Regions from separate parts of the Homo sapiens genome. Here region 2 is linked to region 1. Evidence: read pairs that join two places in POLR2A ChIA-PET (ENCODE). Cell type or tissue: Panc1. All regions are shown on one strand. Each heading gives the region's core, and the rest is flanking DNA. Links, peaks and the distances in the headings are about the cores only.

Evidence for each region. Peaks named below come from ENCODE experiments on the same cell type or tissue, not always from the same donor. Only the 100,000 strongest peaks of a DNase experiment are listed, where the experiment ranks them.
Region 2: POLR2A ChIA-PET joins it to region 1 with 10 read pairs; 3 of 35 experiments call an interaction of 5 or more read pairs at or near these places.

Annotation. Positions count from the first base shown.
Region 1 is chr11:10,789,969-10,795,346 of GRCh38, reverse strand. No RefSeq gene overlaps it. Among named protein-coding and RNA genes, the nearest start is that of SNORD97, 9.0 kb to the left of the region's middle. RefSeq lists a silencer at 2,590-2,729 and enhancers at 2,390-2,939, 2,940-3,489. In Panc1, for the core only: CTCF peaks have their summits at 2,429 and 2,711 (motif pointing left); a DNase peak (open chromatin) is centred at 2,676; H3K4me3 peaks cover 572 bases; H3K27ac peaks cover 916 bases.
Region 2 is chr11:10,470,047-10,475,424 of GRCh38, reverse strand. All of the region lies in intron 2 of AMPD3 (adenosine monophosphate deaminase 3), which reads right to left. Among named protein-coding and RNA genes, the nearest start is that of AMPD3, 17 kb to the right of the region's middle. In Panc1, for the core only: no CTCF peak of the experiment used is centred there; no DNase peak of the experiment used is centred there.

The sequences.
Region 1 (5,378 bases), core at 282-5,281:
CCCCATTCTGAAGCCTCAGTAGGGCTTCACTCCCCTGGTTCCCCACACCAAAACTTTCTTAGGGTCACCAGTAACTCCAATGCTATATCCAGTAGGTTTTGATCCTCCTGTAGGCAGCATTTGACAAGTTACTCATTCCTTGAAAGTGTTAACTTGTTCCCAGGACATCTTTTTCTTCTCAGTTTCCAATGGGAGATGCCTGATCTCAACACTTTTTCAGTTGTTGTCATACTCTGCATCCATTCTAGCATCAAATCATGTTGATTGCATTCCAAACATTTTAGAAATTGAAGAACTCATTTCTTCAACCACCACCCTCATTTCTTACCTAGGTACCACAGTAGCCTTAACTGGCCTCCCTGCCTAGCCCTCATCTCCATTTTGTCGTCTCAACACAGCACCACTTGGCTCAAAACCCGCCAAATGGCTTCCCACCTAGTGGGATTTTTATGTCAAAATACTTAATTTGGTCTACATCACCCCACATCTGATTTTCTTAGCCCTCTCCCCATCCTTGCCCCACAACCTGTTTCTCTGATCTAATTTCCTACTGCTGGCACTTAATCCTTCTGCTCCCACCACACTGGATTTGCTGCTCCTGGGACATGCCAAGCATCTTCTTACTTTGGAGGTTTTATGTTCCTCCTTTCTTCTGGATAACTGGATGACTGGCTTTCTCCCCCTCCTCAGGTCTTGGCTCAAATGTCACTTTTTTTTTTTTTTTTTTTTTTTTTTTTGAGACGGAGTCTCGCTTTGTTGCCCAGGCTAGAGTGCAGTGGCGCGATCTTGGCTCACTGCAAGCTCCACCTACTGGGTTCACGCCATTCTCCTGCCTCAGCCTCCTGAGTAGCTGGGACTACAGGCGCCCGCCACCATGCCCGGCTAACTTTTTGTATTTTTAGTAGACACGGGGTTTCACCGTGTTAGCCAGGATGGTCTCGATCTCCTGACCTCGTGATCCGCCCTCCTCGGCCTCCCAAAGTGCTGGAATTACAGGCGTGAGCTACCGCGCCCAGCTTCAAATGTCACTTTTATTAGTAAAGTCCTCATTGTCAATTCTGATAACCTCCTGCAGATCTTAAGGGGCAGGAAAGAAATTCATATATATATTTAAAAACTCTAAACACATCCTCATCCCTCTTTCCTTTTTGTATCTCCATGTCTCATTACATGACATACTGCATGGTTATATCTGATTCCTGCTAGAATGTGAAGAGCATGAAGTATTTGACAGTTTTTTTCACTGCTGTATTCCCAGCATCTAGAACAGTGCCCAGTGCCCGGTAAACTCAAATATTTGTTCAACCAAATCATGAATTAATAAAATTACCCTACATGGCAGGATGTGGACATAGAGGAAGGAAGTAGTGGGAAGACCTCAGACTCGAGTTGTAGATCGATCTAGGGTTAATCTCTAACACAAGCAGGGTGATCTTAGGTAAGATATTTTTTATCTGAGTCTTGATTATTTTAGAAATTATTTTAGAAAATTTAGCTTGGGCAACGTGGGGAAACCCTGTGTCTACAAAAAAAAAAAAAAAAAAGTAGAAAAATTTGCTGAGTGTGATGATGCACACCTGTAGTCTCAGCTACTCAGGAGGCTGAGGTGGGAGGATCACCTGAGCCGAGGAGGTCGAGGCTGCAGTGAGCCATGATCACGTCACTGCACTCCAGCCTGGGCAACAGAGTGAGACCCTGTCTCGAATGAATGAATGAAAATGTGGCTAACGTGCAGCTGTAGTTCCAGCTACTCTGAAGGCTGAGGTGGGAGGATTGCTTGAGCCCAAGAGTTTGAGGCTGCAGTGAACTATGATCGTGCCACTGCACTCCGGCCTGGGAGACAGAGCAAGACCCTGTCTCAAAAATTTAAAAAAAAAAAAAAAAAGAAAGAAAGAAAACAGGGTTAATACTTAAGGATTGTCATGAGAGCTAAACAAGCTAATATGTAAAAGTCACTAGGGAAAGCATCCCACATAGCAGCCCAATAGATATGAATGTCACCCTCCTTTCTAAGATTCCTCCCCAGGAGAACTGCTTCCATCTTCTGAACTAACAAGATCATTGGCTAGATATAACTAAAGGGTATAGCTCAGTCTTATTTGATCAATCAAAAGCACTTGCCAGTTGACTTTCCTCTTTCCCACTTTGTTTTTCTCCCAGCTTCTCCTCAGTCTCCTTTAAAAGCCCTCTTTTTTCACCTGGCCCCTGAATGTTGCTGTTTTGCCTCCCTCCTTCAACACTGTCACTCACTTCTGTGGATCCGATTACCAGCTATCTGCTGATGACATCTGTATCTTGAGTCCAAACCCCTTTCCAGAATGTCTAACTCGCACATCCAACCAGCCCCTGGACATATTTCTGAATGTGCCACAGCACTTCAAACTCAATATTCATCCCTAAACTTTTTGCCGCAAACCAACACTCCCTCCCTTTCTAACTCTGCAACCATAGCCTCATGCAAACCAAAAACGAATCACTTTCTCACTAGACAATTTTCCAAGCAAAGTCCTACAAGAATATGCAAGAGCCCTGGACGAGGAGACACCTGAGCACAGGGCAGAGAGTAGCGGACACAGGACATTCAAGTCCCACAGCCTGCCCTGCCCCGCCCCGCAGCCCTGCCCTTGCCCGTCCTGACCCAGGGGGAGCGCAGGAGGCTGAGCTGGACCCAGGTCCCCGACCGATCAGCAACGCTGTCCCACAGCGCCCTCTGCCGGGATGCTGGGAGACCACCCCTGGCAGGTGGGTCGGGTTGCAAGGCTCTGGCCCTTGTCCTGTACGGCCCACGCGGAGGCAAGACCGAGACCCACTGGTCACGCTCATGGAGAGGGGGAAGTGAGAATGTTGCCCTGGGCTTGGTCTCCTGTCAACGGTGCATGACACGACGATGTGACTGGTAAATGAGCAGTGACTCCTCAAGAGCTGCTCAGGTCAGCTGCACAGCATGCCGAGCCACAGAGCAGAGCGCAGGCCCCAGCTTCCCGGGTCATCAGTCTCGGAGCCTAGGCCAATCGCTGCACCTCCCCAGGCTCTATCTGACTTACCTGTGAAATTATCCTTGGTCTGCCCAGCTCTCCAGTGCGTTTCGAGGGGCCGCATCGCTAGGTATGGAACATCAGTGATGGACAGCTGTGGAACTGTTCTACAAGTCCATGCGTCTCGCAAACATGTACTGAGTACATATTTGCCAGGGGCTACTCCAGGGCCAGAGATGTAACAGTAATGAGACAGTCTTCTTCTGGAAGCAACGTTCTGGGTGATAGCAGAGAGACAGTAAATCAACAAACGTACAGTGCCAGGCAGTAAAAAGTGCTGTATGCAGGGATGCGAGTAAGGGCTAGGGAGTGGAGTGAGTGCTGCTTGAAAGAGGGGGTTCTGGGATGGCCTCAGGAGGAGGTGGCCTTTGAGCAAAGATCTAAGAGATGCCAGGGGGTGAACTCCACAGCCATCTGGAGGAACAGCATTCCTGGCAGAGGGGAGGCCAAGCTGGAGGCCCTGAGATTGGGAACGCACCTGGCCTGTCTGAGGAACAATCTGGCCAAGCAGAGGGCAAGGGGGTTTGAGGCTGAGGAGAAGGGCGCCGGCCAGTGCAGAGAACTAGTCAGACCCAGTAAGGACTTTGGCTTTTATGCTGAGTGAGATGGGCTGCCTTTGGAGGATTGCTTTTTATCATTTGTTAATATCAATCCCTCATTAAGACCAGTGCAGTGCCTGCACTGCATCCTGAGCTCTGCTAGGACATATTATGATTATTGTAGCTAATGTTTGCCGAGGAGTTAGCATATGCCAGGCTGGACCAAATGCATCAAGGTAGTCATCCCTTGTAATCATCCCAACATCCTTGAGGCAGGTGCTTCACTATCCCCCTTCACTATCCCCATGTCTGAGCCCCAAACTGAGGCTCAGAGAAGCAAAGCACCTGCCCAAGATCTTTCATGTATTTGGCAAGTAGCTATGAACGCCTTTTCTGCATTGTATTAGGCTGTTTTCACACTGCTATAAAGAAATACCTGAGACTTGGTAATTTATTAAAAAAAAAAAAGAGGTTTAATTGACTTACAGTTCCACATGTTTGGGGAGAATTCAGGAAACTTGCAATCACGGGAGAAAGTGAAGGGCAAGTAGGCGCCTTCCTCACAAGGCAACGAGAGAGAGAGTGTGAAGGAGGAACTGTCAAGCACTTATAAAACCATCAGATCTCCTTGTGAGAACTCCCTCACTATCATGAGAACAGCATGGGGGAGACCGCCCCCAAGATCGAATCACCTCCCACCAGGTCCCTCCCTTGACACATGGGGATTATGGGGATTACAATTTGAGATGACATGAGATTTGGGTGAGGACACAGAGCCACATCATATCATGCATGCTCTTTTGAAGTACTGGGCCACACATCTATTAAGTCATGGGGTGGTGATTCAAGCCCTACACTGTAACTCAGGAGCCGGTGCTCATACCAGATACACCAAAATGCATGTTGGGGTAGGGGACAGAAACTGAAGAGAGAAAGTAAAGGACCCTTTGCAGAGGCAATGAGCTCCTCATGCTTGGAAGTGTAACCAGGGCGGAATGAGTGTAGGGAGGGGCAGGTGCTTCTGAGGGTTGGGGTGTAGGACCGGAGGTGAGGAAGAATCAGCCCCCTAATCCTTCTGTCATGGGTTGAATTATGTCCCCAGCCCCCAAAGATATATGCTGATGTCCTAACTCCAGGTACCAGTGAATGTGATCTTCCTATTTGGAAATAGGGTCTTTGCAGATGTAAGCAAGTCATTAGAGGAGGCCCTAATCTGATATAATGGTGTCCTTATAATAAGAGAAGTGGCACACAGACATGCAGGGTGAGTGCCATTTGATGACAGGGGCAGAGATTGGAGTGACGTCTCTACAAGCCAAGGACTGCGAAGGTTTGCCAGCAATGCTAGCAGCTAGGAGAGAGACATGGACAGATTATCTCTAGAGCCTTCCCATGCCCTGCTGACACCTTGATTTTGGACTTCTAGTCTCCAGAACAATGAGAGAATATGTTTTTGTTGTTCAAGACACCCTGTTTGTGCTACTTCATTACGGTAGTCCTAGAAACTAATACATTGCCCCCAACCCCAGTACCATCACTTCCATCCAGGGCCACCGTGCCCTCTAGCTCTGTCCCTTCCTCTCTCCTCCCCTGAACCCACCAGCTGCTTCACAACTCAGCTAGGTACAGAAAGGTGAGGGAAGAGCTTGGACGAACCAGTAAATAAAATGAGTGAATGAATGAGCAGTGGAGCTCTATTTTGTTCTGAGAAAAATTCTTTGAAGAAAATTAGTAATCTACTTTAGTACTAAAAAATTAGAAAATAAGCCAAAAGAAAAGATATAAAGCTAAGCCTATTAAAATT
Region 2 (5,378 bases), core at 131-5,130, 320 kb after region 1:
GAGGGTGTGCGACATGGTTTGCATCCATGTCTCTGCCCAAATCTCATGTCAAATGTTAATCCCCGGTGTTGGAGGTAGGGGCTGGTGGGAGGTGATTGGATCATGGGGGTGGATCCTTCATGAATGGTCTAGCACCATCTCCTTGGTGCTGTTCTAGTGAGAGTTTTCATGGAGATCTGGGCATTTAAAAGTGTGTAGCACCTTCCCCTACCCACTCTCGCTGCCTCTTGCTCCTGCTCCCACCATGTAAGACGCCTGCTCCTGCTTTGCCTTCACCATGAGTCAAAGTTCCCTGAGGCTTCCTCAGAAGCAGATGCTGCCATGCTTCCTGTACAGCCTGCAGAACTATGAGCCAATTATACCTCATTATTTTATAAATTACCAGTCTCAGGTATTTCTTTATAGCAGTGCAAACTAATACAGTGAGTGAGTGTGTCTATGAGTGTGTGTATGAACAAAACTGATCTGGTGCCCCTGTTAGAAAGCACTTCCTTCTGATGGGCCAAGGTCTGTCTGTCCACTATCTCACCTGCTGCACCTTGCACTAGCCCCTGGGGCGCCAGCATTTGCTGGGCTACAGCTGGCACACCCCCTCCTTCCCCCACCCACACTTGCACCTGGCAGAAGCACACTCCTGCCAAGGAGCCAGCAGAGTGTGGGGCTGTGAGGACACCAGCTCCAGGCCAAGCCTGAGGGCTCAAAGGGCCAGGAGCAGTTTTGTCATCCCTGAAATAGATTTATCCTCTTGACGCACAAGGACATTCTTGCTAACCAGGCCCACAAGACAAAGAGTTGATCAGGTCACCTGGGCTGTTGTTACAGCATCTTACCTCCCAGCACCTGTCTGGTGCTCCACCTGCTCTATGGCCCTTGGTTGCCCCTGACAGTCACTAAGTCCCCTCCCTTACTCTGCTCCACTCCCCAGCCCTCCTCCGCTCTGGGGAATCAGGCTCCCAGGGCCTTCCCTATATAGCACTCAAATGCTAAAGTGAGGAGCCCTTCAGGCCCACCTTGCTCTCCTAGAGAATAGCCAGCATCTTACCAGGGGCCATCTGAAGCCCACTGCCCTGTGTGGTCTGTCCAGATGACTACTAGGCAGGGAGGGGCACTGGAGCCAACCTTTCACCAGGCTCTCATATGTGTACTATGAGCTGGGGGCCACACGTGGACCCCACTTCATTCAATAAACTACTGTGTGCCAGGCCCTGGGTGTAGAGGAGTAGATAAGATATAACTCCCGCCTCCAGGGGCCGACTGTGATGGCTGAGATGAACCCAGACAGTTCCACAGATTATCATACAGTGTGGTTGGTGTAATGAGATGCCCTGGATATTTTGGGACCCCAGAGGAGACACTTAATCCAGACTAGGGGTGGGAGCAGTGGAGCAATGGGGTCAGAGGGGGGACATTTCAGAACATGGAGGCTGGTTTGAACTCCTCCCCCACGCACACTCAGCTCATTCTGGCAGCCCCTCCACATGAGAATTGTTACGCTAAAATAAAGGTTGGAATCAGAAGTCACAAACCAGCACAGAGTTTTGCAAACACTGGGAATCTGAATGCCATCAGGCGGGACAGGCATCCTCCACTTCCATAGGCTCACACTGCTGCTGCTCACGCTGCCCCTGCATTGGCTCACCTGGAATTGGGACCCCCATCTAAGGAGGGAACTAAGAGGGGCTGACACCTTCCCTGTACTTGAGACCAGAGGTCCCAGCCTATCTGGAGAAATATGCTGCACGATGGGCACTATAACAGGGGTCCCTACAGAGAGAGCAGGGGCGCACAGAGATCACTCACTCCGCATATGCAGCCAGATGACCAGCATCCTGGCCAGGTGGGTGTAACTTTGATTCTAACACTTTGCAGCCAATCAGGTGTGAAAACTCACAGCCCCACCCTCTGTCTCTCCCTGAGCTCCTCTGGAAACCTGCCCCTTCTTTCTCCATCCTCCCTTCCCCACAACCCCTCCTGGCCTACTGTAATCTCCACTCATCTCCTGCCACTCACCTTCGCTTCTCCCTTCCTCAATCCTTCCCAGCTGCCCTTCCTCCCTAAAGACCTGGAGATGAAAATGAAGTGCAATCTGTACTATCTGTTAACTTAAGTGTTACAATCTCTCTCCCTAACTTTATTTTTATTTTTACTTTTTTTTGACACAGGGTCTTGCTCTGCCGCCCAAGCTGGAATGGAGGGGTACGATCTCAGCTCACTGCAACCTCCAGCTCCTGGGTTCAAGCAATTCTCGTGCCTCAGCCTACCAAAAAGCTGGAACCATAGGCGCACACCACCATGCCCAGCTAATTTTTGTATTTTTTGTACAGACAGGGTTTTGCCATGTTGGCCAGGCTGGTCTCAAACTCCTGGCCTCAAGTGATCCACCCACCTCGGCTTCCCAATCTCCCTAACTTTTTCTTTTTCAAGACAGAGTCTCCCTCCCTCAGCCAGGCTGGAGAGCAGTGGGGTGATCTTGGCTTTCTGAAACCTTTGACTCTCAGGTTCAAGCAATTCTCCTGCCTCAGCCTCCGGAGTTGCTGGGATTACAGACATGTGCCACCACACCCAGCTAACCTTTATATTTTTAGTAAAGACAGGGTTTCTACATGTTGGCCAGGCTGGTCTCCAACTCCTGACTTCAGGTGATCCACCCGCCTCAGCCTCCCAAAGTGCTGGGATTACAGGTGTGAGCCACCGCGCCCAGCCCAATCTCTCCCTAACTTTAAAAGGGGATAGATTGACTATTTCAAATGAAGCTCCTTTGTCAATGATCCTGAATGTTTAAAAAGTTCCCCATTCTTATTTTCACAAGTTTCATAAAATGAAGTGACTTAGCAACACTTTAGCTGTGCTATGCTCAATTCATAAAGCACATATGTTTCTCAATTTCACTCAAAACATTCTAGGGAAGCGGCTGTCCTAGATAGCCAAATTTTTCAACTAATAAAATTTTTCCCTCTATATCCTAATTTTTTTCTTTTTTTAATTATACTTTAAGTTCTGGGGTACATGTAAAGAATGTGCAGGTTTGTTACATAGGTATACACATGCCATGGTGGTTTGCTGCACCCATCAACCTGACACCTACATTAGGTATTTCTCCGAATGCTATCCCTCCCCTAGCCCCTCACCCCCCAACAGGCCCCAGTGTGTGATGTTCTCCTCCCTGTGTCCATGTGTTCTCATTGTTCAACTCCTACTTATGAGTGAGAACATGCGATGTTTGGTTTTCTCTTCTTGTGTTAGTTTGCTGAGAATGATGGTTTCTAGCTTCATCCATGTCCCTGCAAAGGACATGAACCCATCTTTTTTATGGCTGCATAGTATTCCATGGTGTATATGTGCCATATTTTCTTTATCCAGTCTATCATTGATGGACATTTGGGTGGGTTCCAAGTCTTTGCTATTGTGGATAGTGCTGCAATAAACATACGTGTGCATGTGTCTTTATAGAATGATTTATAATCCTTTGGGTATATACCCAGTAATGGGATTGCTGGGTCAAATGGTATTTCTAGTTCTAGATTCTTGAGGAATAGCCACACTGTCTTCCACAATGGTTGAACTAATTTACACTCCCACCAACAGTGTAAAAGCATTCCTATTTCTCCACATCCTCTCCAGCATCTGTTGTTTCCTGACTTTTTAATGATCGCCATTCTAACTGGCGTGAGATGGTATCTCATTGTGGTTTTCATTTGCATTTCTCTAATGACCAGTGATGATGAGCATTTTTTCATATGTTTGTTGGCTGCATAAATGTCTTCTTTTGAGAAGTGTCTGTTCATATCCTTTGCCCACTTTTTGATGGGGTTGTTTTCTTGTAAATTTGTTTAAGTTCTTTGTAGATTCTGGACATTAGCCCTTTGTCAGATGGATAGATTGAAAAAATTTTCTCCTGTTCTGAAGGTTGCCTATTCACTCTGATGGTAGTTTCTTTTGCTGTGCAGAAGCTCTTTAGTTTAATTAGATCCCATTTCTCAATTTTGGCTTTTGTTGCCATGGCTTTTGATGTTTTATACATGAAGTCTTTGCCCATGCCTATGTCCTGAATGTCCTAGGTTTTCTTCTAGGGTTTTTATGGTTTAGGTCTTACATTTAAGTCTTTAATCCATCTTGAGTTAATTTTTGTATAAGGTGTAAGGAGTCCAGTTTCAGTTTTTTGCATATGGCTAGCCAGTTTTCCCAACACCATTTATTAAATAGGGAATCCTTTCCCCATTGCTTGTTTGTGCCAGGTTTGTCAAAGATCAGATGATTGTAGATGTGTGGTGTTATTTCTGAGGCCTCTGTTCTGTTCCATTGGTCTATATATCTGTTTTGGTACCAGTACCAGGCTGTTTTGTTTACTGTAGCCTTGTAGTATAGTTTGAAGTCAGGTAGCGTGATGCCTCCAGCTTTGTTCTTCTTGCTTAGAATTGTCTTGGCTATACAGGCTCTTTTTTGGTTCCATATGAAATTTAAAGTAGTTTTTTTCTAATTCTGTGAAGAAAGTCAATGGTAGCTTGATGGGGATAGCACTGAACCTATAAATTACTTTGGGCAGTATGGCCATTTTCATGATATTGATTCTTCCTATCCATGAGCATGGAATGTTTTTCCATTTGTTTTTGTCCTTTCTTATTTCCTTGAGCAGTGGTTTGTAATTCTCCTTGAAGAGGTCCTTCACATCCCTTGTAAGTTGGATTCCTAGCTATTTTATTCTCCTAGTGGCAATTGTGAATGGGAGTTCACTCATGATTTGGCTGTTTGTCTGTTATTAGTATACAGGAATGCTTGTGATTTTTGCACATTGATTTTTTATCCTGAGACTTTGCTGAAGTTGCTTATCAGCTTAAGGAGATTTGGGGCTGAGATGGTGGGGTTTTCTAAATATACAATCATGTCATCCACAAACAGAGACAATTTGACTTCCTCTTTTCCTGTTTGAATAGTCTTTATTTCTTTCTCTTGCCTGATTGCCCCTGCCAGAACTTCCAATACTATGTTGAATAGGAGTGGTGAGAGAGGGCATACTTGTCTTGCGCCAGTTTTCAAAGGGAATGCTTCCAGTTTTTGCCCATTCAGTATGATATTGCCTGTGGGTTTTTCATAAATAGCTCTTTTTATTTTGAGATACGTTCCATCAATACCTAATTTATTGAGAGTTTTTAGCATGAAGGGGTGTTGAATTATATTGAAGGACTTTTCTGCATCTATTCAGATAATCATGTGGTTTTCGTCATTGGTTCTGTTTATGCGATGGATTACGCTGATTGATTTGCATATGTTGAACCAGCCTTGCATCCCAGGTATGAAGCCAACTTGATCGTGGTGGATAAGCTTTTTGATGTGCTGCTGGATTTGGTTTGCCAGTATATTATTGAGGACTTTTTTTTTTT